2 separate regions of the Mus musculus genome follow, and region 2 is linked to region 1. Evidence: chromatin loops called from intact Hi-C (ENCODE). Cell type or tissue: gastrocnemius. All regions are shown on one strand. Links, peaks and the distances in the headings refer to the core of each region. The heading gives the core; the rest is flanking DNA. Region 1 holds the start of Tnfaip3 (tumor necrosis factor, alpha-induced protein 3). Region 2 has its middle 31 kb from the start of Gm33104.

Region 1 (15,384 bases), core at 3,512-8,511:
TGCTTCAAACAGTTTCCCAAACTACTGAACAGAAAAGATCACTAGAGCCTAGTGTCTAGGCCGATGTGTGGCAAGGGCTACATTCTGTTGAAATTTCCCCTTTGCAAAATCTAGAGCAAAGATAAGGCTATTTTTTTTTTCTCTTCTTCTTCTTGGGCTTACTTTCAGTTCTTTATTGAGATGCACCAGTATAAAATTCCCTAAGTAACATGTGGAATTCCCCAGTGCGAAGATATTTGACTAGCAATTGAGCAACAGTTGTTGTACGTTTTGTTCTGGTGTGTAGACATTTAAACTGTGAACTGCACCCTGGACTTTCCAAGTGGGTGTGGTCAGGCTGAGCTGGAACGGGCTACTCACTATACAAGTGAAATTGCCGCGGCCAATAGACGCTGGAATTTTCATGAAGTTTCAATTTTATGCCACCTACTCCCTTCCTCATCTACCACAGTCTCAGATCCTCAAATGCAGACGTGTGAACCCCCCTACCCCCTCCCCCCCTCCCCAAACAGGCCGGCCTTTGAAGAAAGCCTCCTGGAGGGGAGGGGTTTTTAAAAGGAAAGAAAAGATGCTAATAATAATCAAATGGGAAGAAAGCCACTTGTTTCCCCCCACCCCCCCCCCCTTAAAAAATACTTGCTTTCTTTTTCATAACTTTTCTTCAAAGAAATTAGAATTCCTTGGCCCAACAAGTTACCAAAATACCTTTGGTTTTGTAGTGTGAATCCTTGCTGATTCAAAGGCCAAGGAAGTGTTTAGCATTTACATGGCATTTTCTTTCTACAGGAAATTAGATATTTCCTCTGTTAAGGAAATACTATATAATGTCTGCTAATTCTATGAGTGGCAAATAAAATAAGGCTTTTCTTCTCTCTACCCCATTTCTAATTCTCTCAGCTCCATCTCTCCTTTTGTAACAAAATGGGACGTGGTAAAAACCACAAACTGTCAAGTCTATAAGCCCCTTGATGACAAGTTAATATGATTATCTACTTCTAGGCATCACTTGACTTAATGCCAAGAACAATGCAGAGAATCACTGTCTCCAGCTTTTTCTCTACTCTAAGAGTCTAAGCTTCATAAATATAGGGGAGGTGTAGCGCGATATATAAGAGTCCCCGGAATCAAAACAAACAAAACCCCACATCCACCCATCACTAAGTTACTCAAGTCAAGAACAGCCGAAGTTAATGTACCAATTAAGTTATTAAGCTAACGTTCCCAGCACCATCACTGCCAACAGAATTTTCTACTCTTGGATGTATGTTTTTGCTCCACAGAATGCAGTCACTGATACAAGAAAATGTCACTGTGCTCGTACATACACGGTAAGTATTCCATGATCGCACGTGCTCTCCTTTCTTATAATAATAAATGTCAACATCGTGAAGGCAGAATTCTGTAACTGCATGAAACGATACCATTGAATGTTTCTGCCAATATTCTTACTCAAAGGACATGGCTTTAAAAAGTTGAAATAGAAAATAGTCATCAGTGGAAAAGTTCTTTATGTAAAAAAAGGCAGAATCTGGCCGTTTGAGACAACAGCTGTAGGTACCTCTTAATGACAACATAATCATCTGCTTCTCTACTTCACTTGATTTGATTTGCCAAGAACAGTGCAGAAAAGCTGTGTCTCATTTGCTGAGGCAACAGAACCTAGGTAAGGAAGGCAGAAACAAAAGCATCTCCTGTCCTTAACATCACTTGTTTTTAATCTAGAAAATTCCATCAACACAGGAAGAGCATTTTCCTAATGACAGTGGCAAACAACTGTGATTCTGATTTTCAATGCTCTACTTTCCTTCTGAACTTAAAACCTTTTAAATCCTTTCCATTCTGGCCAGTGAAGGGCAAGTTATAGATGATTCAACCAATGTAGGCATTAGGAAGATTAATCCCCCAACTGGGGCATAGGGTTTAGAAATGCATCCTACAAGCCTTCATGCGCTCTGTACCCTAACACAAACGTACTTAGAAAACAACTTAAAATCAAATATCCGACAGCTGGCTGCAGAAGTTCTTATCTGCTGACCCAGCACCCAATGATGGGAGCAGAAAGATTACAAGTTCAAAACCAGCCTGGACTACACAATGAAATACTGCCTCAATACAACAGCAGACTCATCAGACACATTTACAGTTGTCATTCATTCCTTAAGAGAGTTTCCATAGGCACCTGTCTAATGCCATTTAAAAAGCATCACCAAGAGCAATCTCTCTGGTTAATACGAGGGTACTGGAGGAAAAGAGCAAGCCTTACCATTGGTTTTCAGAGCCACGAGCTTCCTGACTTCACGACACCAGTTGAGCTTCTTCTGGCTTTCCAGGGAAGCCTGGACACTTCTGTCAATAAGTGCTTTGTGGATGATCTCTCGGAACTGTGGGCAAAACTGGCATGTTCTGAACATCTCCAGCGTGTATCGGTGCATGGTTTTAAAGTGATAGATGATCCCATTGGTAGGTTTGAAAATGTCTTCTGGGGTTCTCTCTCGTATCTTCACAGCTTTCCGCATATTGCTCAAATACAAAGCCTGAGGAAGAAGTTGTTCAGCCATGGTCCTCGACAAGGCCTGAAGAGGAAGGGGTAAAGCCCATTCCGTTAGGCTGCCTTTAACACTGCTCCCATATACCTGCTGGCAGGAAACCCCAGTATTTGATCTTGTCATTACTCTAATCTGTAGGTAAAAGATCTTAGTCACCTCTACTCCCAGGATACTAGCTGGCCCTGAAGATTAACTCACACTGGACTGTTCTAAGTTACATCACTTTTAAAGATTAGTCTAAACAAGAGAAGGAAGGCGGAGCGTGGTACTGAGGAGGAGGGGAATAACCCACGTTTTCAGTAATGTTTGTCAGTGATCCAAGTTTGTCTCTCTCTCAGCGACAGGTACTGCTCCACAAAGCCAACCTCACATCTCTCTGATGTCACTCAGCAGAGTCCCGAGTCTAGACTGTCACTGAAGACCACCACCATTCAATCCTCGCTTTTGACTCACATCTAGATCCAGGTCATTCGAACATCCCCTTCTTGATGCTACAAGGCAGCAAATAGTTTTTGGAAATCCCATGTGGCATCTAGCTGCTGCTTGGTATTTCCTCTTTCTTATTGGCCCCAAAGAAATGTATAAATACTTGGTTCAGAGAGTTTAGGATATTTGTAAAGAGTCAACACCAAATTGTTTTATAACCAACAATAAAACAAAGCTTAGGTGCTTTGCAATTTTAAAAACAAATAAATGTCAGCTGTATTTCAGAACCTTGCCACTGAACTTCATAACATGAGACAAATGAACAGACTGATAATAAGGTATATCACACCTCTCAGGAAAAAAAAAAAAAAAAAACAGACATCAGAGAGCCTTGTGATTTCAACTCAAGTAGACCAACACTTATTGCTGTCCTTCCAGGTCCCAATGCTCAGAGACACCCCTCCCACTTCCTTTACCCTAAAAGAACAAACACAATCAAAGGTGGAAGACATGAAATTAGGAAGCAAATAGGAAGCATTTGAGTGGGGTACCACTCAGGACAAAGAGTGGCCATATGGCCACCCAAGCCAGTTATGCAAGAATGTGGACTGATGATGCATATGGACATCTTTCCCTGTGGGTCAATGCTGAGACAGTTCTGCTTCGCTGTTCCATGGACCCTTCACAGAGCACTTGGCTATACATCCTAATTTCCTAGAAGACAGCAATGATTTAGAGCACCTAGGAAGGTTTTCAGTAAAACTTAATACCAGTCGGGCACCTTGCTATCCTCCAAGGCGAACTCACCAGGTAAAAATGGTGTTACTACTATGCAAGAGGGAGAAGAAATCTAGAGATTAGAGAAGTCACTCTTCAGTGGGCCTGGGTTCTCTTAAGCCTGACACAGTAGTATAAATTCTCTTGTTCCCTGCTTGAAAGGGAGAAGCTGCTATTGGGAATTTTCATTGGAATGCTGAGACTGGGGAGTTATTCTCTGTGTCTGATGACAGTTTTTTCCTTGCAACTAGAATTAGGAAGGAACATAGAATGAGACAAAACTACCACACATGAATTTCCTTGGTCATGTAGCAGTGGTCTCTCTCACAATGTCACTACTCCATCCATCCATCCATCCATCCATCCATCCATAAATAAATGAATTCATGCAACCAGCAATGCCAGACCACCTATTTAAGGCCCACCCTTGTGCTTGATGCTATAGCGAAGAATGTATGCCCTCACTCCCAGCCTTGATATGAATGACACAATGCAGCTAAGGCAATGAAGGTAAGACCCATCTCAGGTCCAGCAAACATAGGACGTAGCTTTTCCTGAAAGCCAAACCTTCCTATTTCCTATCTCAATCCTCTGTTAGTTTCCTGATAGCAACCCTGAGGCACAGCACTTGCTGTTCTCAGAAACACACAAGGAGAAGTTTTAGATCAGTGAGTTGCACCTTGTTCTATTTTCATGACTATGCTATTTCACGCTCCTGGACCTAAAGAACTTTTAGCATAGATCTAAATGTGGTGGGGGCTCTAAACCATATATAAAACATGCAAATGTCAATGTCTGGTAGCCTACTATTACCCCATTCATAGCACTCTCACTAGCACTACCTGTTTAAAACAGAGCTTAAACCTCTGCCCAAGTTTCCAGTTCTTGGATTTCCCCACATTTAGAGAATAAATTTTCCTGACATATTATTGTAATGTTTTATGGGTAAAAAAAATTTACAACATTACCCTTAACTTTTAAAAATATATTTGTTACCTCACTGCCTTACAGATAAATTTCCCAATTTTTGTCACAGGATCAATAAGATTCTATAGAACTTACTCATCAAAGTCTTTCCCCCAGTTTTATTTTTCCACTCTGAACAGATTTTTTTTTTTGTCTGCGATGTGGAAACTTATGTATTATTTATCAACAGATACCTCGGGCAACTGTTGGGAAGTACCCCTCCAAAAAAAGCAAAGCAAAGCAAAACAAAACAAAACAAATCCATACAAAGAACTGCAAAAGATCCAAGTAGCATCTCAGACAATAAGAATGGAGACCGGATCAGTTGCTCAATAATCTGGGACATCAGAAGGCTAACTAACTGTGATCAGTTCTCCAAACGGTGCCCCCACTTGACCAGACTAGCTTTCCAAAGAAAGATCAGAGACCAGGAGAAAACAAAGCATGCTCCAAAAAGAGCTCTTAATACCTCAGCTTTCCTGAGAGGCCAGGTGGCAGGATGTGGGACAACGGACCCGGACTGACAACACACTATCTCAGTGTGGAGTCGGGGCTGCAGCAGGGAGTCTTACATGCCACCTAAAGTGGAGTCCCCAACAAGCAGGCCAGAGAATCATTTCTGCATGCATACTCTTCTTAAACTGTGGCAACTAGAGACCTAGTGGCAATCTCAAAGCACGCCCCTCCCCTCCACCTCCCGCCCCGCAACCCTCCTCCCACAGATCACTGAAAGGTTAGCTGACCGAAGTCTCCAAGTTGGATTTGGTGGCCTCTGAGAAACCCATCCCCTGTTGGGCCAGTTGTGCACAATATGGGAAAAAAGCCCAACGCGGTTCTGCAAGGTCTACGTGCCTATGAACACGCTGCACTTGATTTCCAAGTGGGGGGGGGGTGTCACCCACGACCACACGACCTAGGAACCCAAAAGGTGACTGACTATTCATCAGCCAGCTGCAGCTCCTGTCACCCTGCAGGATCGAAAAGGAATAGCTAGCTAACTAGTCGGCTGAAGAAACTTCGGGCTGTCAACCTAAACACCTGGCACCGGGACCTCAACTCCGGCCAACAATACCCCAACTCCAGGATCCCTGCAAAGCCAGCGCAAGGCAGCTCCACACTGAGCTGGCCGTGCACCCCGAATCTGGCTGGCAGTGCACCCCACTGACCGAGGACCCCCGCATTCTGCTAGCCGTGCACCCCGCAGCCGGAGCATCGCTCACCTCTTGGGGCCGCGCGGAGCCCTCGCAGAGCCCAAGTGGCCGGCCGGCCGTCACTGGCGCGCGCCGCAGCCCGGGATCGTGGTCCGGGTCGTGGTGGGGGTCGGGCCGAGGCGGAGCCCCATGGACACCCGATCGGGCTCGCTGGCTGAGGGGGTGTGCACGTCTTTCGGCGGCCTGGCTCACCGCTCCGCCTCCGGCTCCGAAGACTACAGACTGGGCAGTTCCCTTTTTTGCCTTTCAGTTGTATGCTTTGCCAACAGGGGGATTTCCGATGGAAATTCCAGTCACGTGACCCGCGTGGCGCGCCGCCGACCGGCAGAGGGCGCTCTAAGCCGTGCCCGCCCCGCCCGGAGAAACTCCTAGGTCCCGCCCCGGGGTGTCCCCGCGTGAGTCACCTGGGCATTTCGGAAGCTGCCTTCCACGTCACATCCATGTGGAAATCGCGGTGATGGGAACTGGAAATGCAATAGGTTCTTTTTTATAGCTTCTTTTCTGAAGAAAATCAGCTGTGAAAAGGAAGGGAAATTAGAGAGAAAACCCAAAAAACCACCCAGACACACAGGACCTCAGGCTTGAAGCTTGGCTTTGAAGTCTGGGCTGTGCACGTGATGAGCACTTCAGAAAGAGCCCTCCGCAGGGTCCCGAAGGGAATTGACAGAAAAAGCGGCAGGGTTCTCCAAGCCATGTGTCAGCTTCAGGTTGGATGCAGTGCAGAGTGAGATCAGACCCCATGGTCCTGCAGTTTTTGAGTTACGGGGGGTGGGGGGGGGCAAGGTCAATTTCAGAGAGAATTAGATTCGCCTCCCCCACCCCCACTCCTACACACCCTCCATTTCTCCTTTATTTCCCTGTTCCAAGGAGCGTTTTAAAGTTTAGAAATTTCTTCAAGTTTATTGCTGGCTTTCCCCGATCCTTCTACAGTTGTTTTCTTAAGTATTGTTTGGCTGGCCTGAGAATTAGTTCGCCCCATGAAGCCAATGGAGGATAGCCTTCCACAATGCCCTGATTGATCCCCGACTTGCCTTTCTTGAGAGGGGAGAAAGCTTCGCTTCACTTAGACAGGGGCTTGAGCTCTGCAGAAAGAAGCGAAAATGCTTTTACCTTTCTGGAGAAAGTGGAGTGTGTATGGGGGTGAGGTGGGGTGGGGTGGGGATACTCTCTGCAGAGCTACACACTAGAAACTGAGGTGGCTTCATTCACTGGCCAGGAAGGGCCACTCTGAGAAGGTGACATTGAAACTCTGTGACAAAGAAACCTCCAGGCAGTCTAGAGATAAGACCTCAAGGGTCAGCCACATTTGATACATCAAGGGGCTGAGCAGAGCTCTCTGGGTGGTTGTGCTGGGGCTAGGGTGCAGGGTGTGAGGCTCTTCCCGGAAAGGAGCCGGGATCTGTTTGAGGGACCACGGGAGGTCTGCGGAGTGACCTGATGTTATTTTAAATAGTGTTTAGTGTGATTAATTTACTCTGTGTGTGTGTGTGTGTGTGTGTGTGTGTGTGTGTGTGTGTGTGTGAGTGTGTATCTCTAGGGTCCCCTGGCAGGATTCCTAGAAAATAGCGCAAACCAGATAGAAATACTCAGTGCCACTGGGACTTCAAGTGTGTTTGCCAAGTTGCCAGACTGTATATTGCCCGTTTGAACTAGAGACATGTGCTTCTTTCCCCAGTAGTGACTGGGCTAGAGGACAGCATTTTCTATTTGTAATGAGAGGCTTGAAGCAAGAGTACTGGCCACTACCCCAGGACAGGTCTAATGGCCATTACCCCAGCCCCACTCCCCACACAGGTCCTTCCCTACTCCGTTTCTATTTAAAACCTGCCAGTATTTGTCTTCTTCTTTACAGATGTTTTCAGCTTCGGACACTTAAGCAGTGTAGCAATTTAAATTCCTGACATATTTATTACAGGCTCACATAAGGTTTTATGTGAAGTTTAGAAAGCTTAAGTGCATGCCCACAGTCTACACAGTCTACACAGTCTTGCTCCAAAGCTCACAGGAGAGGGCCTAGGAATTCCTTTGACAAACACAGCAACTAGCCACAATAGATGCAGGCTCTACCCTCAGGAAACCTCCCAGGCACACAGAGGTGATAAAAGATGCAGGATAGCAAAGCACACACCACGAAGAGAATATTAATCTTCAGACCACAACAGAACCAGGCTCTCTGTCATCTCAGACAGTTCCTCAACGAACCCAGCAGCTTCCATGTGCCCATTCTGGCTCCTGTTTGGCTTCTAGGTTTGCTGAGCTGGGAATTCAATAAAGAAGAATAACAAACCAGGAAGACCAAGTTCAAACCTGTCATTCTCACTGTCCCCACAGAACTGCTTTGCCATCTTGCCTGCCAGGATTTGTGACTGGGCAGATGCAGAAGACGATCTGTAGGCTTTTACATTGCCCACAGTTTAATTGTGCAGCTCACCAGTGCCTCCCAACCTGCCCCAGCCTCCCCCCGCCTCCTCCAGGTCTTCCTAGCCCAGAAAGTAAGTAGAGAGCATACTTCCTAGTTTTCAATGTCTTTTAGGGCACGATTTGGCTGTGCGTTTAGCTTTCCCTTCCTAAATACATGGGCAAGGCCAGTAAGAAGTGTCTGTGCAATGAATGAGAAGGAAAAGAGGGAAGAGGAGAGTGGAAGAGTGCCTCCGTTAGGGGAAAGTAAGCGCATCTCAAGTCTGGGGAGATTTGGTGAATGCATTGAAACTAACAGGAGCCATAAAGGTTTCAAAGAGACTCCAGTTTCTACTATAGACCTTGTCAAGATGCTCTGGGCTCTGCAAAAAGGTAAGGACATGTATGGACAAAACAGTGGACTCAATAGAAAAAAAAAGTCCCTTTATTAGAGGAGAGAGGGTTTCTTGGTGTGCAGAATGATTTTTGAGAATTTCTGAGTTCTGTATCATTTTTACTGTGTCAGAATTTGTGTTATAACTGAGTGTTGGTCTCTAGGAAGTAAACTGTGGGATCATGCCTATAACCTGTATGATCCATGCCATGAAAGAGATAAGGATCTCTTAGTGGGAGTGGGTCCCCAGTTCACTGCTGTCACTCTGGGACTTGGAAGGTGGACAAGAGTGGGTTCAAGAGTTCAAGGCCATCGGAAGCTATACAGTTTCAAGGCTTTCTGGGCTGCATGGGATCCAGTCACGAATGGACAGACAGACAGACAGACAACAACAAACACTCCATAAAACACACCTACAGCTGAAACCCCAATAAAGGAAAACAGGCCAACATAGGACGAGAAGCAGACATGTAGTCGAAGCTCAAATGTACTTAAGGACCTTTCTTAATCAGAAATCAGTGATGGCTTCTGATAGGCTGTGGAATTCCAGAACACGGCAAACACAGAGCCAAGAAAAACTGGACACTTTGTGCCCACAATTGCCCTTTTCCTCTCCCAGCATTGCTCTCTAGCGAAAAGATAGATTCCCTAATACATACATTCGAATGGCCTGATACAAGTCTGGTAGTTTAGTTATTACAAGGCAGCTTCGAATCCTGCACACCTATAATCTCAGCCACCCAGATCTGAGACAAGAGTTTGAAACTACTCCGGGTCCCACTGTAAGAACAAAGAAAGCCAGGGCTACAGAGAAGCCTCTGTCTCCAAAATAAATAAAACAAAGGAATAAGGAATACTGTATACGTTTTCAGAGCTACTACATGGGCTAGTTCTGAGAAGACAGGAGCAGCTTCCTATGATAATTGGAGATGTGACATCATGGATATTATCATCATATGGATGCTGCTGTCTGCTGAAATGCTACCTCGTCCACAGGGGCCTCAATTCCTTACAGGGGTTGTCTGGATTGAAGAAAGAAACCCAAGACTCACTCCAGTGGCGGGCACCTGAGGTAGCTTTTCAAGTCACTAGTCCTAGGAACAAGGCAGAATAGAGGCAGGCCATTTCCTGCTAGGGACAGCTCCTCTTGTCCCAGGTGGCCTGAAAGCAATGGCTTGCTGGAATCACAAGCTACTCAGAAAATCCACTCTGTGAATTCCAGTTTAATTTACTGTCGACATGTGGCTGAGTGACTTGGCAGAGTAATTTTATTTTGTATCACAAATAAAAAGACTCAGCTCTTAGTTTCATTTCTGTTTCTGTGGAGAGTGCTATTAAACATGAACAACTGGGAAAGGTTGGGCAATGGGTTCTTAGTGGCTCACTGGTGTGCTTGTACTGGTGTTAAACAGTAAGCTGACTAGTGACTGAGAGAAATTATTTATTTGTAAATATGTAAATGAGGCTTTGGTCTCCCCACCTGCTCCTCAACACCCTTGCACACACCTCATCTGTCCCTCAATACCTTAGGGCCAGTTGGGTTCTCCACAGTCCTGCTTTCTTGCTCCTCTCGTCTTCTTTATACTTCATCTTCATCAAAAAGGATTTAAGCTTTGGGTCATTTGGGGACTTGTTTTCTAGAACTGACAACAAAATTGATCTATGCTCATTTCTTTTCAAATAGAGAGCAGCAGGTAACCATGCTATATTTTTTTAAAGAAATTATGTCTAGGGACCTCAGAACATCCTACAAGTTAGTGGTGGAAATCCCAAGCACCTTGGCTTGCTGCATGAGGGCTGGATAAGGAGACGCTGTACTTCCATCCTGAGGCTCCTTGAGTGGAAGTCACACTATAACTTTCTAACAATGGAAGGGGAACCTAACTGTATTAAATACAAACACGTTTGTCTTTTATTCTCTGACAATAGATTATATGTAATGATGTGACGTTCTTTCTCCTTCATTCTGACTACCATCCATGTGTAATCCCTAGACTTTTGGGGGTTTACGGATCTTCTGGGCCAATCTTGGTCTGTAACAGTTTTATACATGGCTTTTGTATGATCTGACTCTTTGGACCTCTTTTTATCACTTCAGGATTAACTGTGCCAGTACATATCTCCTTATGCATTTCTCTGAGATCCATTACAAGCAACCAGGCATTGAGATGTCTGTGCTCAGTGACTGGTACCTATTCTATCACTGGAAGAGAATTTGGTGCTGTCTAATCCTGAGTCAAGAGGGATGGCCTGTATCTCTGTATTTGTTACTCTTTTCCTTGATGTGGCTAATTTCCTAACAAAGCAACCTAAGGCTAGAAGGAATGGTTTATTTCCAGCTCACAGAATGAGGTTTGTCGTGGGGATATCATAGAGGGGAAACGTGAGGCGGCTGATCACATTGCATCTGAGGTTGGAAGCAGAGACCTGTGAATACTGGTACTCAGCTTGGCTTCTCCCCTTCATTCACCCTGGCACCCCATCCTATGGAACAGTCCCAGCCACACTCAGCTTGGTTGCACCCCTCCTCAGCTAGTACTTTCTGGAAGCACCCTCATCCGTTCCTTAAGATTCGCCTCTGTGTAAGTACTTAAAAGGCTCTTGGTCCTTGTTTCACCATAAACAATGGAACAGAGAAGTTTTCTCTATAGGCTGCTTTCTGGGTGGCTTGGCTTTCAAGTCTCTGCAGTGAAATATCCTTAACTAACTCACTTCCTTCCTGGATTTTTCACATTTTTTTTCTTTGCAGTGTTTATCACAATCCCAAATGCATTCTTATTTTCCTGAGAGTTGTTGGTTATCTGCCTTTCTGCATTAGAACTGAGTGCAGGACGCCCTCTCTCCAGTGTTCACTCGTGTGTCTGCTGTTGAGTCATCAGTGTGTCTGATGTATATTCCGTTCTTCCGTAGTAGTTTATTCGCCTGATGTGATTATCATCTTCAAGGCTTACTGCCTCTATCTGCTAGCCTAAGCCTAGTCCTGGAAGCTCCTAGTCTCCATACAGTCTTATCCAGGCACAGAATGTTTTCAGCCACCGAGACTTACTGCTGAATAATCTTACACTTTGTTATTCTGTCTGAGCTCTGGCTGGCCGGTCAACTCAGCTGCTCTGGCTCAAAGTCCTCTCCAAGCTGACTGATTCAGTCTGGCTTCTCTAGGCCTCTGAATTACTCTGCTTGGCCTCATACTATCTTTGGAAGTTTGTTCTAATCTTCTGGTTCCTTCTTATTCTGTCTTATTCTATCTTTACCTGTCTTTATCTTGTTTTCTCTTCTACTTGTGTCTATTAAACTGTCCTGGTAAAACTGCCTCTTTCCCCTCTCCCTTCCCCCCTCCCCTCCACTGCTCTATTACGTAGTTTCCCTTTCCTCTCTCTTCTGAGAGTTGGGCAGATCCTATTCTGTCAAATCTTTCCCTGATTTGTCACATTGTCTGCCACTCAGTTAGACATCACTTTCAAACATGGCTACCTCCATCTACAAACTAACTTTACCTTCACTGTTTGGGACTAAAGGTGTGTGCTAAGGGCTGAATCACACCACAACTAAAACCAGGTTTTCCCAGTAGTACAACGTGATTAAATATCTTGCAACAGTACTCGATAAATAAGAATTTGTTAGATGAATGAAATCATCTTAAATGAATGAAGGGGAGATTTACTTTCAATTTTAAAAATTATATTAATTGATTATAGTTGTTATATATGTGTGAGTGTCACACGTATAGTACTAGCCCTGCACTAGTACTAGTGGAGGTCAGAGCACAACTTTCGGGAAGTGGTTCTCTCCTCGCCTTCTACCATTCGAATTCTAGGCATCAAGGCTTGGTAGCAATGACTCTTTCCTTTCCCAGTCCTTGACACTTGGATCTTCTAATATGGATCTATAATAAGCTATTATGTTAGGAATTGTTAAAAGGAGGGAGGAAGGGGAGAGAGAAAGAGATTGTGCTATGTATGTATGGTCAAAAACTTCCTCATTCGTCTAACAGAATTTTAAAATCTTACATCTAAACTGTTAAGGAACATGTATGTTGGTTGGAGGCCTTTGCTAGCTCTACCCTAAGCTTCATGCCCAGGATTAGAAAAAAATAGCATGTTATGAAATTCAACACATATGGTATTTTGTGAGAATAAACATTCAACACAGTTTACAGTGCTAAGTCCTGGGTTGGTCCTTTAAAATGATTTATTGTTTCACATAAATTAGAGAACAAAGACAATACCAGAAAACAATGTGTACTGCTTCTAATTGTTATGTCCCCAAACCTGATATTAAGTGTCTCTGTGTGTACTTCGAATCATCAAAAAAGTAAAGAGCCCAGGTTGCAATAGGACTGCATGTTCCTGCAATGGCCTTGGCCAGTCATCTACCCCCCTTTTGACTGAATCAACAAATATCAGTAAGACAGAGATTTACCAAGCCTATGTAAAAATGTGTTGAACATATTTGTTCCTGCTTCCTGGGTGTCCTAGATGCTTTAGATAGCTGTCGGCTGAGACTCAAGGGTTGATGGCACAGCCCCCAGCATGCAGTGCTGCTAGTGGGTGGTGGCAGGGTAGGAGTTTTCAGATGCAAGGCCTGATGAGAGGAGCTAGCATCACTAGGAACACACTCTTCAAGAGGGATCTTTGCTTTTTTTCCAAGCTAGATGAGATGAGCAGTTTCATTCTGTTAGACACCATAACACCACCCCTGCCATGGGCCCAGGAACAGTGGAGCCAAAACCTTGTAAGTTAATTTTATTACAAGTGGAGAATGAACACAAGCTGGATGTTTTCCCATGGAAATGTTTAAAGGTTTGAAGATGTTTTCCAATTTTTATTCACTAGTAAATTATATGGAAACTATTAATACGTTGCTTACATTACTAAAAGGGTTATTTCCCTTTCTGATCTCATAAAGTCTTAAGAATTAGGGCTTTTCTTAATTTTGGAGTTTTTTGTTAGAAACTTAGTAGAACATTGGGCAGTTGCCATATTTACCTATGCATTACAGGAAGCTGATGTGATGAGATGGGGCGAGACTCTCCTGTTGGAAATAAACCTAAGGAATGCCTTTTTAGCTGCTTAGCTCTCTCAGGAATACAATAATGCTTTGTTTATTTCTAGAGTAAAATAATATATACTTGGAGGAGAAAAGTGACTTTTTGATGTATTCTAGAAGCACTCCTCACACCATATCAACAGCAACAATCAATTCTTTAAAAAAAAAAAAAACCTTTCAACTTGTTACATTTCATCTGTGAAGTGGATTTCTGAGGAGAGATATCTAAATTCTTTAAGTTTTCAAGATCCGTCTCTGGCCGACCCGGATCATGAATTGGCCTTGATATTCAGTAGATGTTTTTGATGTCTGTCCCACATTCCAATGTGAACAAATGTGAGATTTGAGACCAGGATGGAAATCACCAAACTATGATCTACGTGAGCATCCTTGACTTCCTTGGAGATGAAACCAAGGTCATCTCAAGTCCATGCTTAATGTGAGTAGACGAGTGTCCTAGCTCTAGCAACAGCTATTCCTCTAAGCAGGCTTTGCTTCCATTGCCTTATACACCGAAATTCTTGGTAAGAACTGAACTGATTTAAGTAAACACTAGACGAAGGGAAGTAGAGCAAGGGCTTAGCATTGATGGTGTTAAGTTCTCAGAATCTTCATCGAACTTAACAGCGATATCTACAGACGAATGAATGGTTGCTTTTCTAGGACATATGCCAAGGGCCACAAAATTCATTTGAGTCAACTACATGGGATTCAGGTGAAAATTTTCTACAGCTCTACAGCAACGATTATAATTTGAGGTTTCCTAGCAGTTTTTCCCCCATAGAAGAAACATTAACCTGGTTTTCCTGGGCCAAATGCCAAGTTAGATCCTGTAATTACCCCTCGTACACTTTCTTTCCCCAAGCTGTTTTAATTAGATAAGAACGCTGCATTCATTTCCTTCTGTAAATAGAACTATGATGTTGTTACAAACTTTTCTAGGATGACAATGCTCCAGTATGCTTAGTGCTTTTTCCTTCAGATTGGAAAAGGTTTTGCCATAAGTACAAAATGCTTTCCAAGGAGCGGAACAAATTTTTATGCTATTCAATACTATGTTTCTCAGCTGGAAACTAGTTCAAGTGACCCTGAGGGGAAATAAAGAAACCTTACCTATCCTTGTCCCAGATGTCTCTGACAGGAGGTAAAGGGGAAGTGTTACTAAACTGCTCATCAGGACTAGAAAGACAGCCAGGCAAGTGCAAGTACCCGCCACCAAGGGTAACAACCTTAGTTCTATCCTTGAAACCCAACATAGAAGGAGAGATTTGATTTCATCAAGTGGTCCTCTCACCACCACATGCTTTCCATGGTGTGAGTGTTCACATGTGGACACACACACACACACACACACACAAACAAATAAATAAATAAATAAATGTAATAAAAATAACGAAATTGTTCATTATCAAGGTATAATGGACCAATATCTTGAAGCCAGGTCCTCTACCCTACACGACTTCCCTAGTCCTCAAGCAAACCACTCAAGGAAACAAGTGCCCTACGGTCACAAAGTTAAGACAGACATTGACCTTTGTTAATTTACCCACAATGTGACTTTTGCATCAGCACAATTACAGTGCCTAGTGTCTCTCAGAGCCAGGCTTGTGCTCAAAGTTCA
Region 2 (15,384 bases), core at 6,965-11,964, 500 kb after region 1:
ATCCCAGTGTTATAAAGCTGGATAGAGGTACCCGAGAGGCCAGACCCTGCTCCACACAGAAAGCCGGCTTGTTCTAAACAAGCCCAAGGAAGTCAAAACAAACTTTCCACTGTTCTAGCTGCTGGCTTTCTCGATGTTGAGAAGCAAAGGGCTGTAAGGTGCAGAGAACAGGGAAGGCCAAATACAAAGGTTTTATCCTCATGTCGGCATGCAAACACGCAGATTTTATGAGAGGTAGTGTTTACCAAAAGGTAGGATTTATAGCTCCATGTAATTTACAGCATTTAAGTGTAATGTTATAGTGCGAATAAATTTTTCCCTTCCCTTGTGATGGGCTCATGAATAAACCTGAAAAGGACGCTAAGCTAGAGCTAGAGCTGGGAGGAGGAGGAGGCAGAGAGTGAACTATCGTGTGCTTGCCTTCCCTAGACACCGTCCCCTGTCCATGGGATCAGCTCACTGCTCTGCATGAAGATGAAAACACAGTTGTGTGTGACACAGCGCTGAACAATTCCCATCCGAGGCAACGGACCAGGAATGCTGCTCGGCCCATCGTGTGACAAAAATGTATGAAATTACATTAGCAGAAAAACAAGATTTCTGTGTCTTATCACAAAAAGGCCTTTCACCTCCTGGACTCTAACTGAACAACAGTTACCCTCTTTATTTCTACCTGAAACTGCCTTTTGTAAGCCATAGTTAAGGGCAGAATCTTTATAACACCGTGATGATGGAACATCGTGAGCGCCTCAGCACCTGTTCATTAGCAGGATACTGGGGGTTGCATTTGTTTGTTTTCAGGGCTTAATTTGACTACACTTCATTTGCATGCTCTGAATGCATTTTAAATCTAAACAAGAATTCCATTTAGTGGATTTCTAAAACGTGTTCTATGGGGCAGGGGGGCTACAATCCGTGTAAAACAAGCACCACCATTTAAGACTCGGTGGCTGAAAGGGAAACCTACCTCAGCGGTGGGGAAACCATAAAAAACGCAATCAGGCATCCTCTAAATTAATAGAAAAAAAATATTAAGAGAGAAAACAACAAGAAGAATAATTCCCAAAACCCGATGTCTTTCCAGGAAAATGTCATTGGTACAAAAGTTCCACCGGGCTTCAGGCAATTGTGCATTTCTCAGGGCTGTAGTGTGCAGTACCTGTCACACAGCAGACTTTAGGGGTGTGAGGAGAGGGAAAGGGTTAACTTGGTTAAAATTCTGTTTTTTTATGAGGACCCATTCTGCCTTCTGCTCACAGGCTGTTAAATTTGGAAAGCTCGTAGTAGAAAAATTAGTTTACTAGATCTAACAAGCTCAAACACGTCTTTATCAAGTGATAGGAAAGTTGTAATGGAGGTGCTTCAAGCATGACGGGACCGACCTCAAATTCTCCCACAAAGACTGACTCGTCAATCAATCCTTGTTCACGGAGGGCAAGAAGCAGAAAAATGAGCTCTGAGCTAGTCTAACAAGGTGATTCTCAGCTCTCTGCCTCTCCAAAGGATTCTCCCCAGGCACCTGGATAATTCCAGGGGCAATTCCAGAGCTCCGAGCTCCTTAGACGAAGAGGTGGGCTAGCTGGCTGTGCCAGGCTTCCTCTCAACTGTAAAGTCCGTCACCTCTCTTCAGAGAGTAAGTGTGACTCTTGGGGGAAAGCTGTGCTTCTAAATTGGTGATTTTTTTTTTTTAATTCCCAATAAAAGACAAAATAAGTTTAATTGGATCTTGTTCCCAGAAAGAAAGGCACCAATACCATGGAGTCATGAACACACACGGGCAGAGAGACCCACACAAACCGAGAGACTGGCTCAAAGTCTCTCAGGCTGCGAGCTCCATCTCTAGAAGGACTGAACTTTATCCAGCACTGCCCTGTGCTTGATGCTTTATAAATTCGGTTTATTATGGGTTTATATTGCTGTAAATCAGTTGGCAGGTCAGGTTCACAGAATTTCTATGACCCTTTAGGACAAGAGCTGATTCTAAATACCAAGACACACACACATACCAAGACAAACAAGCAAATTTGGTAAGATTCATTTAAATGAAGTATACAAAACTTCCTTTGAGTGTAACTAGCGGTGAGGAATTTTCTTAGTAATTTAAATCTCTTTTAAATTAAGGGCATCTAAAACATAGAGATGCTCTTAAATCTGTGAAAATACTGAATCTGAATGTAATTAGAGATTTGTATGCAGTTCCCTCATCCCACATACAACAGTGACTTGCATAATTAAACTATTTCCCTTTTTCTATATATTTATATTTATAAATGTATTTAACCTACTATATCTCACAATATGTTACTATTGGTACATGTGCCATATTGTATATAAAATAATAAAGTAGCTGAAATTAACTACTACATCCACTAGTAATTGCTGAAACTATCTGGTGTGAATTATAACACTAACACAATTTTTATCTCTCACATCTATGGATTTAGGAAGTGTCTGTAGATGGGACTCAAATTAATTTGGCTCTGTGTCTTCCTGCACCAAAGCTCACAGCTTTGCTTTATTTTATTTAGAAGATGTTAGAGTTTAGCCAGATAGTGACTTTATTTTTAAAAATTATGAATTACCAGTGTCTTAGTCAGGGTTTCTATTCCTGCACAAACATCATGACAAAGAAGCAAGTTGGGGGAGGAAAGGGTTTATTCAGCTTACATTTCTACACTGCTGTTCATCACTGAAAGAAGTCATGACTGGAACTCAAACAGGTCAGGAAGCAGAAGCTGATGCAGAGACCATGGAGGGATGTTCTTTACTGGCTTGCTTCCCCTGGCTTGCTCAGCCTGCTCTCTTATAGAACCAAGACTACCAGCCCAGAGATGGTCCCACCCACAAGGGGCCTTTCCCCCTTGATCACTAATTGAGAAAATGCCTTACAGTTGGATCTCATGGAGGCATTTCCTCAACTGAAGCTCCTTTCTCTGTGATAACTCCAGCTGTGTCAAGTTGACACAAAACTAGCCAGTACAACCAGTGATTTCAGTAATCAGAAAATGGTCAAAAGACTGAAATGTCTCACAAGTAAACACCAATACACTTTAGCAACATTTGCAAAAATATGATAGGTTATTAAAGCACATGTTATTTGTTGTTGTTGTTTGTTTTGTTTGTTGAAACAAACTAAGAAATCTCAATTTTCCCAAGTTGCTGAAGCAGAAATCTTAATTCTGAAGTTACACTTATGTATTCAGCCATGTGGTATATTGTAGGTTAAGCAAACCAGGAAAATTCTTTTTTTTCTTCTCCCTTTTACCTTTTTGTTACAGATTCTTTCTCACATAGTTGGTCCAGGAATCATATAAAATTACTTTCCGCAAATGTTCCTTGAGATTTGTTTATTACTCTGTCTAAATCTGTGTGCAACCACAATTTTTAACTCTTTAGCAATCTATTCTCCATAAACTCTAGGAATCAGTCATTAGGAAATACTAAATATAGCACTTGATAGTTTATCATTTTATATAATTCTTCAAATCATTACCAGTATGAAAATATGATTCATAAAAGACTTAAGTGTCTCTAATAAACTACCAAACTATGTTTTAAAGCCACATTCACTGTGCGGTCAACATGAAGTGTGCTTTTATTTGCAAATTTATCAGTGTAAGTTTTGCAAAAATGCTGCTAAAATAAACATAACTGTTCGGAAAACCAGAGGTGATCTACTTGATGCCATGTAGGGTTTTTTCTTGGATTATTTTAGCTCAGAATGTCTGCCTACACATGAGGTAAGGTCAAGTTTATGTTGACACTAAATGTTTCCCCCAAGTAAAAGATGTAGGCTGTGTTACCAAAGACTTTTTATGAAGAAAATTAACTAAAAAATTAGCTCTCTAACAGAAATATGATTGATGACAGTCATGCTTTATCCTCCGTGGTCATTGTTCCATAAGAATAAAACATACCTTGTGAGTAATTTCAATGTGTTCTGCTAGGTACCACATTTTACTCATATTGACAACAAAAATACATCCAACTGCACATTACTAAAAAAAATTGCAGATTTCCTTTTTATTTTAATGATATTCAAGCTAAGTTTTTTATAAAAATAAAACTATTAAAAAACTTATAAAATAAAATGAAATTTTATTTATAAAAATAAAATTAAATGCTAAAATACACATTCATAAAGAAAAATTTTATTTATTATTTTTAGAAAAAGTTTAAGTTTTATTTTGACTATATATTATAAAAGCCTGCCTTCAAAAGTCTTTAACAGTCTATATATGCAACTATTGTTATTTATTTATATAGAATGTGATTACCAATCCACATGACAAAATAAGTGACAAACTTTACAACCAAGCAACTAAATGAATAAAAAGAAAACCCTGCATAAACCAGGAGCTTGGGGTATGACATACAATACCTAAAAACTATAAACCAAAAATGAGCTCTTCTTACAAAATCTGTACTTCTCCAGAGAAATAAAAAAAACAAAGTAGTAGAAAGTTAGAAACATTTCTTATTCTTGGGGAGAAATCTACAGACTATTTATAGGTCATCCTGAATTAACTCACATAGTAATGAAAACCAAATAAAAATAACATGGTGATGACATCTCACCTGTGATGGCATCTCACCTGTGATGGCATTTCACCTGTGATGACATCTCACCTGTGAGAATCTCACCTGTGATGACATCTCACCTGTGATGACATCATCTCACCTGTGATAACATCTCACCTGTGATGGCATCTCACCTGTGATGACATCATCTCACCTGTGATGGCATCTCACCTGTGATGGCATCTCACCTGTGATAACATCTCACCTGTGATGACATCTCACCTGTGATGACATCATCTCACCTGTGATGGCATCTCACCTGTGATGGCATCTCACCTGTGATGACATCTTACCTGTGATGGCATCTCACCTGTGATGACATCATCTCACCTGTGATGGCATCTCACCTGTGATGGCATCTCACCTGTGATGACATCTCACCTGTGATGACATCATCTCACCTGTGATGGCATCTCACCTGTGATGGCATCTCACCTGTGATGGCATCTCACCTGTGATGACATCTTACCTGTGAGAATCTCACCTGTGATGACATCTTACCTGTGATGACATCTTACCTGTGATGACATCTTACCTGTGATGGCATCTCACCTGTGATGGCTTTTTACCTGTGATGACATCTCACCTGTGATGGCATCTCACCTGTGATGGCTTCTGACCTGTGATGACATCTCACCTGTGATGACATCTTACCTGTGATGACATCTCACCTGTGGTACATCTTACTCACGATGGGATCTTACCTGTCGATGGAGTGAATAAGGATGGTCCAGGAATAGTTGAGTAAAACCAAGAAGAATAGGGTGATTAAGAGTGTTAAAATACCATTTGCATGATATTGATATCAGAATTGAAATAGATTGATAGATGAAAAGAATTTGAAATATTCCTAATGTATTGTAAATATTAAAACAATGTAAACCTTCAAAATATTCCATACTGTAAACTTATTAAAGAATTCAATTAACAATACTGAAATTCTAAGATGCTAAGTAAAAATTTTGTATGAAGGTATGAAGAGATTCTTTTAAATAAAGGCGATTGAGGGATTATAAAAGAAAAAATCATGTAACAAAATGAAGTTTTATGTCTATTAGAAAGCCAAGCAGAAGCCGGGCGGTGGTGGCACTCGCCTTTAATCCCAGCACTTGGGAGGCAGAGGCAGAGGCAGGCGGATTTCTGAGTTCGAGGTCAGCCTGGTCTACAAAGTGAGTTCCAGGACAGCCAGGGCTATACAGAGAAACCCTGTCTCGAAATAATAATAATAATAATAATAATAATAATAATAATAATAATAATAATAAAATATGTGTGAACCAGCACACATGGTATTAACAATCAAAAAAAAAAAAAAAGAAAAAGAAAGCCAAGCAGAAAACTGCAAGCAGGACGACAAGTAACAGATGGACCAAACATTAGCAAGAAGCAGCATTTTTAAATATAAATGCTCTCAGAATCACATACTAACGAAGGATATGAACAACTCTTCTAGGGAAGGGCTGCTTACAGCAAAGTCAATCAAAAGTTACCATACTTACTAGCAGATTAAATGCAACAGGGTCTCAGTACTTTGCTCTGTAATCTATATAGTTGACAACATACACTCTCTGTGTGCCTTCTCAATCTCACTAAACAGCATGCATCTATTACTTGTAAGGAGCTAAGTTTAAATTGGTTTTAGGAAAACATATTGACAATTTTTGAAAAATATTCCTAGTCATTGAATAATAATTCTGCTTTTACAAATTTTTGTAAGTATGTATATGTGTCTTGTACGTGAATTTGTTCACGTGAGTGCAGTACCCCTGGAGGACAGTAGAGGGTGTCAGATCCTATGGGGCTGGAGTTACAGGCAGTTGTGCACTTCCCGACATGGGTGCTGGAAACTGAATTCAGGTCCTCTACAAGAGAAGTCTGATTTCCTAACTGCTGAGACATCTTTCCAGCCCCTAATTCTGCTTCTAAAGAAATAATTCACCATAGGCTCATGGATGCCTGTACAGTTGCTGTGCCATTTGTTATGGTAAAACATTAGCCGTAAGCAGTATGCCAATGAGTAGTATACAATTAACTACTTTAAGCTTTTTTGTGTAATTAAATATTATACAATCATATCAAGATGTGTCTACAGCACCTTTAATAACCTGGAACTGTGTCATGATGTTAAGTGAGACCTAGGGCTAAAACTTATGCTTGTATAATAATTAAAATATGTAAATGAATGCATTGGTAGATTTCAATTACATAGTGATTTTCATCCTCTTTTATATATTTTCCAGATATTTTACCACAAAAATGTATTCTCTTCATCATTACAAAACTCCTTTAGTTTTTGAAGATATGACAAATCTGACATTATTGAAATACGAATGAAAGCAACAGAGATAGATAGAGGACAGATGGGGACACAGGCATGTCACTGTCCCACATACATGTGTCACTGCAATACACAGTTACATCGAATCTAGTTTAAATAGCATCCACCTTTGTTTTCTGTTATAAAGTCATTTGAAAGCTGAAGGTGCCACCCACATGGCTGTTACTTTTCTGGCTTTGTCCACAAAGCTTAACACAGGATGCTTTCATGTCCACAGTCTCTGCCTCTGTCTCTGTCTCTCTGTCTCTCTGTCTCTGTCTCTCTCTGTCTCTCTGTCTCTCTGTCTCTCTGTCTCTCTCATTCACGTTTTCATCTTGTGATAACTCCAACCAGCAGTAAAAGTAGACCATAAATAGACACAGAAATGCTCACTGTTCCTAGACCTGGTGCTACACCTAGGCTTTATGGCAGTTCAGCTTTTAGTCCCCTTCAGCCCTTCAAGTGGTTTCTCTATGGAGGGGCCCAGTGTCATGGCCCTGCCCTGCAGGGGCTCCCAGTGCCAGGCCATGCCCAGCATCAGTGCTGTCTCCTTGTTTACCCAGAATGCCCCTTCTGTCCTGAAGAGCCTTGCAAACAATTGCAAAGAGGAATTCACTGCGGAAGGAAACGGCCCCAGCAAGTGTATCCTGCTGTATCCAGGCTAGAAGTTGTCAACATCACATCTTTTGTCTTTTAAAATGAGTCAAAGATAAACTAGGTATAAAATGACCTAGAGACCACATGCAGATAAGGAAAGGCCTAGACCATGGCATCTTGGGGCGACTTCATGGAAACACTATCCAAACAAATTGGAAAAAAAAAAGTTCAAAACGCTCAGGAGGGTTAACTATTCCTTTATCTACCCCAAAAAGATGCCTTTGCATCATCACATGGTTGCTAGGTTAAAGCAGTCTACATCCTAACGATAGAGAGCAGTATACCATCCGGAATGAGCAGAATAGCAGAGCGGGCCATTCGGTTCATCCAGAAACTCTTTTTTTTTCTTTAAGATTTATTTATTGATTATATGTAAGTACACTGTAGCTGTCTTCAGACACTCCAGAAGAGGGAGTCAGATCTCGTTACGGATGGTTGTGAGCCACCATGTGGTTGCTGGGATTTGAACTCTGGACCTTCGGAAGAGCAGTCGGGTGCTCTTACCCACTGAGCCATCTCACCAGCCCGAGAAACTCTTTAAAAGAGTTTTCTTTCAGAGAAAGGGTTATACAATCCAGATAAGATTTGCTGAAGCAGACACGCTTCCCTGTCTTGACCTTAGCTGGAAATACATCATTTCACATCGAAGACCTTCTTATCTGCAGTTTTCACCTTAAATTACAGCATGAACTCACAGCAAATCCGACATCTTTGACTTGAAGTATGGGCAGCAGTTTTATTTATCTTGCCTTTCGTCGTGTAAGGTTGTCATCACTGAAGTGTGGCCGGGGTGGTTTCTCCCATGGTGTCCTTTCTAGTTCTTTACCAGCCCTGTGAGGAAAAGCTAAGCTGCTTGCCTTGGCTTCTTTTCGTGAAATCTAAACAGGTTAAGCATCTTATTTACATATGCAAGCAAAAGTTGGAATCAAAAACCAAAACTATCTTGTAACGCCATGTCTCCCTTTATACAGTTGAATGGTTGATGAAAAGCAATTAGCTAAACGTTCTGACTTAACATACAGTTTATTTATATTACCACTCTTTCAGGGATGAGAAATAATCCTCAATTTTATTTGTAAAATAATTTTTAGTTCCTCATAATGAAATTAAAAAAAAAATCTGTCTAGAATCAGCTGACTAAGTTAGTAACTTAATGCTACATATTTTTAATTATAAATGCAATAGTATTTTGGCAACATTCTGACTAAATCGCTGGTTTTGTTCCCATTTCCCAGGTATGGATCAAAGTTTAAAGTGTTAGTGACCAAATGATTTATTTCCAAAAATTTTCTAACTACTCGTTCATCTGAAATGAAATTAATTTGAAATACAAGTGTTGGTTTTAGAAGAAAAGAATTTTAAAATTTAAAATGGCAAGATGATTTCTATACAAACTATTTCTCCAATAGGCCTATTCCCATATTCTTTTGCATAGAACAGATTTGTTAAACTTTTAAAAAGAGATTATATTTAGGTTTTTAAAAAAGGATTTTAAAAATGTTCTTTTGGCTATCAAAAGAGTTCAGAGGCTTAAAGGCCACAAAGCAAGTTGCTATGCTGCATTGCCATCTAGTGGATTCGAGTAGTATTGCAAGAATTAGGTTTTTCTTTTAGAAAAGTGTCAAACCCAAAACAATCTAAACGATGATAAAGGAATGTAGGAATTTTAAAAATTGTATTTGGTATGTGTGTGCACGTGTGCACGTGCGCGTGCAAGTGTGTGTGTGTCTGTGTGTGTCTGTGTGTGTGTGTGTGTGTGTGTGTGTGTGTGTGTGTGTGTAGGGAGGTCAGAAGGACAACTTTGGGAACAGGCTCTCTCCTACATGTGAGTTCCAAGCTTGAAAGGAAGAGCCTTCACCCACTAAGCCACTTGTCACTGCTCATGCAGCTCTGGAAGCCATCAAAACTGTGAAAATATATGACACCAAAATATCCCCTCATAGCTTACAGTAAACAGAAATCCAATATAATGGACGAAAGTCATATGCAATCATGGACTGTATAGGCTATACACAGTTATTGAGCACTTTGTATTTCCCTCTTTGTTTATATGAAAGTTGGTGTTATGAGGTTGCGGGTATGTCTCAGTGTCAGAGTGTGTGCTGAGTATGGAGAAAGTTCACTGAGGGTGGGAACAAAAGTGTTAACACTGTGACATATTATAAAGTGCATCTTTTATCACATTTATTTAGTGTGTGTGTGTGTGTGTGTGTGTGTGCATGTAAGTGTTTTATATTTTCCAAGTGAAACACAAAAGGAGTTAAATAAAAAACATGTAGAAACAGTAATGTTTGAGGCAAGATTTCTAGGAGGAGATTACTGTGAAAGATTTTAGAGTCATAAATTTTATACATTTTAGAAAATTCTAAGAAATCTACCAAAATAATCAACTGACATAAATCAATGACCAAATGAGTAACAAGATCATGTAAAAAAAAATGAATTATACCAGATACCTTCAAATTATGATTACTGTAAGTTCCTGGTAGGTATAAGGACAAATTAGGCCACAACCATATTTGAACATATACCAGATGTCTTATTTACAAGTCTGCTTGAACTAGTTTGTGTATATAATGAAATAAAGCAAATTATTGTATGTTGTAATACTGGTTTTACTGCCAGTTGTAAATACTGTTTTTTTCAGGTAAAGAAAGAACAAGAAAAACAATCAGGTTAGTAAAAACCCTGTAATGTAATTTCATTTAAAGGTATTACTATAGGAGCTGGAGAGGTACCTCAGTGGTTAAGAGCACTGGCTGCTCTTCCAGAGGTCCCAGGTTCTATTCCCAGCATCCACAGGGAAGCTTACAATTGTCTATAACCAGAGTTCCCAGGGATCCAGTGCCCTCATTTGGTCTCTATAAATACTACCTGTGTGCAGCACACAGACATACATAGGAACAAAACATACATACACATAAAAATTTAAATATTGCTGTGGTCTCTGAAAAATGCTTATATTTAAGGATATGTATTTTTTCACCTATGCCAACTGCACAACTTAAAAAAAAAAGGTAACAATATAATAGCAGCAACATGTGTAGTGCCTAAATCATGTCTTCAAAAATAATTTCCTGTATAAAGAACTGTTTCCCTACAGCGATAGCTGGTTTCAGACCAAAGGCAAGTCATACAACCATGACCTCTTTTTCCAGAAGTCAAGGAAAATACCTACAGAATACAGAAACCCACTGGAAGCAGGCTCGGTGACCACATGACTTGACAGTGGAACTTGGGGAAGGGATGGGTGCAACAAACTATAATATATTGGGTATATAAAACCCATACGCTGGGGCTGGAGAGATGGCTCAGCGGTTAATAGCACTTCCTGCTTTCCAGGGGACCCACGTTCAATTCCCAGCACCACATCTGGCAGCTCGCAACCGCTGTCACTCCACCTCTCGGAGAGATTTGCTGCTCTCCTTAGACCCCCCTGAGCACCTTAATACATATGGGGTGCATTCCCAGAAATGCACACATATACATAACTAAAAATAAATACATAGCGTCACCTCTATGCTCATAGACCTACTTTGTAAAGTGGAGAAAGAAAACTATTTTATTCTTCACCATTAGAGGAAGCGAGAGTCACAGCTCCTTGTACTGACTGGTATGAAAATGTTCGGTATTAAACCTGTTTTTCTTGAATAGAACCAAGTAGCCCTGCTTGATAAAGGAACGGTCATTCCAAATTATTAGTTATTCTGCAAAGCCAGTTTCCAAGCCTAAGGAATGACAGAGTCAGAAAACAGCCATGCGATAGAAAAGCCAACATTTTTCTCAGTTAGGTAAACAGCCAGACAACAATCAACACCACTGACATCATCAGCTGGAAGTGTGAGAGAGCCGGGATATTAAAAGAAAAGCTTCCATGAATCCAAGAACTGCTATTTTCCACGAATGATTCAGGATGCTACCAGGACCAGCCACCAATTCAAGAACTGGAACAAACAGAACATAAAATCTTTCCAACTTATGTTCAGGGCAGAAGTAGGTGGCTGTTAAACAGTGCTGACACCATGAAGCAGCAATCAAATCCAGGATTTGTTTTTAATCAACTGGAAGGAAAAATAGCAAGAGAGCATGTGGCTGTTGTATGGACATCTGAATTGGAGAAAACCCACCTTTAAGAAGGACATTTATTAAACATTCCAGAAACTTCAAATATGAGCTAGGTACTAAAGGATAGGGGTGAACTGTTGCCACTTATGTGTGATAACAGTAAATGGTTAGAATCCCTTCTCAGAGATGCACTAAACACAAAGTGTGGAAGAGCAGTGTGCATGGAATTTGCTTTTAAATATGCAGGAGAAAAAATAGAAAGAGGAGGAAGGAGGAAGAAGAGGAGGAGGAGGAAGAAGAGGAGGAGGAGGAGGAAATGTAGAGAGTAGGCACCATGCCAATCATCAACACCAGAGTGAAGGCACCAGGTTTATTACACTGAATCTCCGTCTGTGTGTGTCTAAACTAAAAGCATTTTACAAGAACTATAAACTTTTGCGTGAATTTTAAAGGAAACCACAGGACAGCTAACATGGCTCAGTGTGTAGAGGCGCTTGCTGTGAAGTCTGACGATTTAAGTTCAGTCTCTGGAACACATATGGTGGAAGGAGAGAATCAATCAACTCTTGTAGATTTTACACACACACACACACACACACACAGAGACAGAGACAGAGAGACAGAGACCAAGACAGAGTGACACAGACAGAGACAGAGACAGACACAGAAAGAAGAGAGACAGACACAGACACAGAGAAAGACAGAGAGAAGAGAGAGACATGAGCACAGAGAGAGAGAGAGAAAGAGGTAAATGTAGTTAGAAACCAAAACCAAACCAGAAACACTGTCCCAAAGGAAAGTGCCGAGTTAAGAGGACAAAAAAGAAAAAGTCAAAGCCGAGGGCTCCCTGCTTGTTGCCTGTGCCCAGCTTCCTCTGAGTGAGACTTCTAAAGGAGGAAATTATGCCAAGTCAAAGGCATTTAATGCTTAGCCTGGGAAGCCAGTTCTTCCTCAAAGAAACAAAACCACAGTGTGACAGACAGAACACATTGCTCTTGTGTGGTTTGCCAGACATATCTGTAATTTGTGTCTTTTTCTCTCTCAGGATCTCCCAAGACAGCTGAGCCCTGATACAGTACTTCTCTCCTCCTTGCTTCCCTCCAAACTCTCTACACAGCACTTGATATAAAATCTTAAATGTGCCTCTCTCCAGAGGACCTCAGCTCTCCCAGCGCTGACTGACTTTCAACACTCTGTCGGCTCCTAACATTTGCCATTGAGACCTGACTGTGGTGGCTAATCGTCATTGTGGATGTGACTGGATTTGGAATCGCCAGGTGACACATCTGTTAACCAGGCCTGGGAGGATGTCCAACCTGAAGAAAGTGCATGCAACTGCGGGCAACACCATCCTGTGAGCTAGGATGTAAAGATGGCACCAACATTCTTCTCTACTTGCTGACCACAGACACAAGTGGCATGGGAAGATCCTGTTAGTGACTCTCCACACTGATGGACTGTGTTCCCAATAAAGGCTTCCTTCTCTCCACACTGATGGACTGTGTTCCCAATAAAGCCTTCCTTCTCTAAGTGGCTTTTGGGAGCCACTTTGTTACATCTATGAGAAGAGAAACTAACACACGATCATATTCACACACTGTACTACTGCATCCCGCAGACTTGCTGGTTCCCCACAAGGCTTTCAATACCCCAAATCCCCACACTTAACATCTTTATTAAGATTGGGAAGATTTTCTGAAATAATACATTCATTTGCTGGTTTTATGGAGCAGATGATATTATGGTGTGGTGGTTTGAACAGGAATGGCCCCCACAGGCTCATATACTTGAATGCTTAATCATTAGGGTGTGGATTCCAATGGATTAGGAGATGAGGCTTTGTTGGAGCAGATGAGGCCTCCTTGGAGGAACTGTGTCACTGGTGTGGGCTTTGGGATTTCAAACGCTCAAGCCAAGCCCAGTGTCTTTCTCCTGCCTGCTGCCTGCTGATCTGGTTGTAGAACTCTCAGCTCCTCCAGGACCATGTCTACCAATGTGTCACCATGCTTCCTGCAATGCTGATAATATACCAGACTTCTGAAACTGTAAGCAAGTCCCCAGTTAAATGCTTTCTTTCCTTTATAAGAGTTGCCATGGTCACGGCGTCTCTACACAGCAATAGAATACTTGCTAAGACATATGGCAACCCTATCTATCCAGACCTGACTTTCTGTAGTCTCATCCTACCTGTGGTCCAAAAAGAAAATATTAAACAGGAAAATCCAGAGATAATTCATGTCTTAAAGCACATACTATTAAAATTAGGCATGATGAGGGTTCACTCCATCTTGTTCTTGCCAACCCATGTGCCTATGTGTATTGTGTACGTATGGGGGATGAAAGAATGGATGGAATTTTAGACATTCATGGTGGGGAGCATTGGGATTTATTTTTTGTGGATAAAGGTAGACAACTGTTCTTGTCAGTAAGATTTCCAAGCCTCTTTCTTATGTATTATGGAGTGCCATCCAGAGAGGAGCATTCAGATTCAGATTTAAGTCAATAGAAAGCCCCCCCCCTTTTTTTTCCTGCCTGTGACTACACTGGGTGTTTGGGATCCCAGTGTAGCCCAGAGCCTTTCTCAGGGTGAGTTTTGAAGAATTAAAAACTGTATCCTGTGTGGACATACCTCAGTTAACAAGAACAGGTATCCATATGCACAAGCACGAAGGCCCAAAAATATAGAGTTTATGAGCATTTACGGTTTCAGAGGGACAATGGCATCATCATTGTAGACAGCATGGTACGATAGGAACATCAACTTGAGAACTCAAGATTGTAAAGCACAAAGCAGAGATGGGAGGTGGGGGGAGAGGGGGAGGAGGATAGGGGAGGAGAGAGGGGGAGGGGGAGGGAGAACTAGAAATGTTTCGAGCAGATCCTACCTTCAGTGACACACTTACTTCAGTCAGCCCATGCAGGAGAAAATGCAGGCATTACCTGGTGGCCAGCTTACATGGTGGCACACTGGCCTTCTAAATAAGAAGCAAGGCTCAGCGTGCTGCTGCAGTCAGAACACTGGATTCTGAAGTAGAGCAGCTGATCGCTGGCCTGCAGACAAGTCTGCACTCCCCACGTCTGCTTTGATATGCTTCTTAGGCCTAGGGACCCTGGAGGTCTGAATGCCCACCGTCCAAGCTGAGGTAATGCACTAATCAGTCAGTTGATAGGCTTGCACTATGTAAGTGGTTGTTTATACATAATAAAGCAGACACTGTTCCCTGAAAAAAAAAAAAAAAAAGAAAACAAAAACAAAAACGAAAAACCAAGGTCAGTATGTTTAGATTGTGTTAAGGGCTGGGGGCCTACCGAGGGCGGACTGGGGCCTGTCACTCATGCAAGGGTTCCTGCCCGAAGCTTGTCCAGGAAATGTTCAGTAAAGGAGCAGTTTGTCACCGTTTGAACTAGAAATCTAGAAATCTAGAAAATCATCAAGCCTAGAAACTTCCATTTAGAGACATCTCTAAAGAGAAGTAATTACATTTCTATGAATTAAACTTGTTCTTTATGGAAAAAACGCTCATTGAGATAGGTCCCATTCTGTAAATCATATCGTTTAAAGTATGCCATCCAATGTTTTAAAACATAGTCACACACTCGTGGAATCAGTTCCACACTGTCACTTTGGAACATTTTATTACCACTTTCCCACACCCATTAGCACTGCTCACTATGTTCCTCCCTTGTGACCTACACCCAAATCTATTTTTGACCTTTATAAATCTGCCTATTACAGATACTTCATATAAACAACATTGACTAAT

What was found. Peaks named below come from ENCODE experiments on the same cell type or tissue, not always from the same donor. Only the 100,000 strongest peaks of a DNase experiment are listed, where the experiment ranks them.
Region 2: a loop joins it to region 1, with 2.3 times the contacts of the local background. A loop is called at or near these places in 2 of 42 quality-filtered maps.

The regions. Positions count from the first base shown.
Region 1 is chr10:19,009,218-19,024,601 of GRCm38, forward strand. It overlaps Tnfaip3 (tumor necrosis factor, alpha-induced protein 3), which reads right to left and starts at 6,193. Exons shown (of 9, transcript NM_009397.3): 1 at 5,936-6,193; 2 at 2,264-2,573. The coding sequence starts at 2,558. In gastrocnemius, for the core only: CTCF peaks have their summits at 5,676 and 6,256 (motif pointing right); DNase peaks (open chromatin) are centred at 5,448 and 6,248; H3K4me3 peaks cover 3,077 bases; H3K27ac peaks cover 2,175 bases.
Region 2 is chr10:19,509,839-19,525,222 of GRCm38, forward strand. No RefSeq gene overlaps it. Among named protein-coding and RNA genes, the nearest start is that of Gm33104, 31 kb to the left of the region's middle. In gastrocnemius, for the core only: a CTCF peak has its summit at 9,127 (motif pointing left); no DNase peak of the experiment used is centred there; H3K27ac peaks cover 1,205 bases.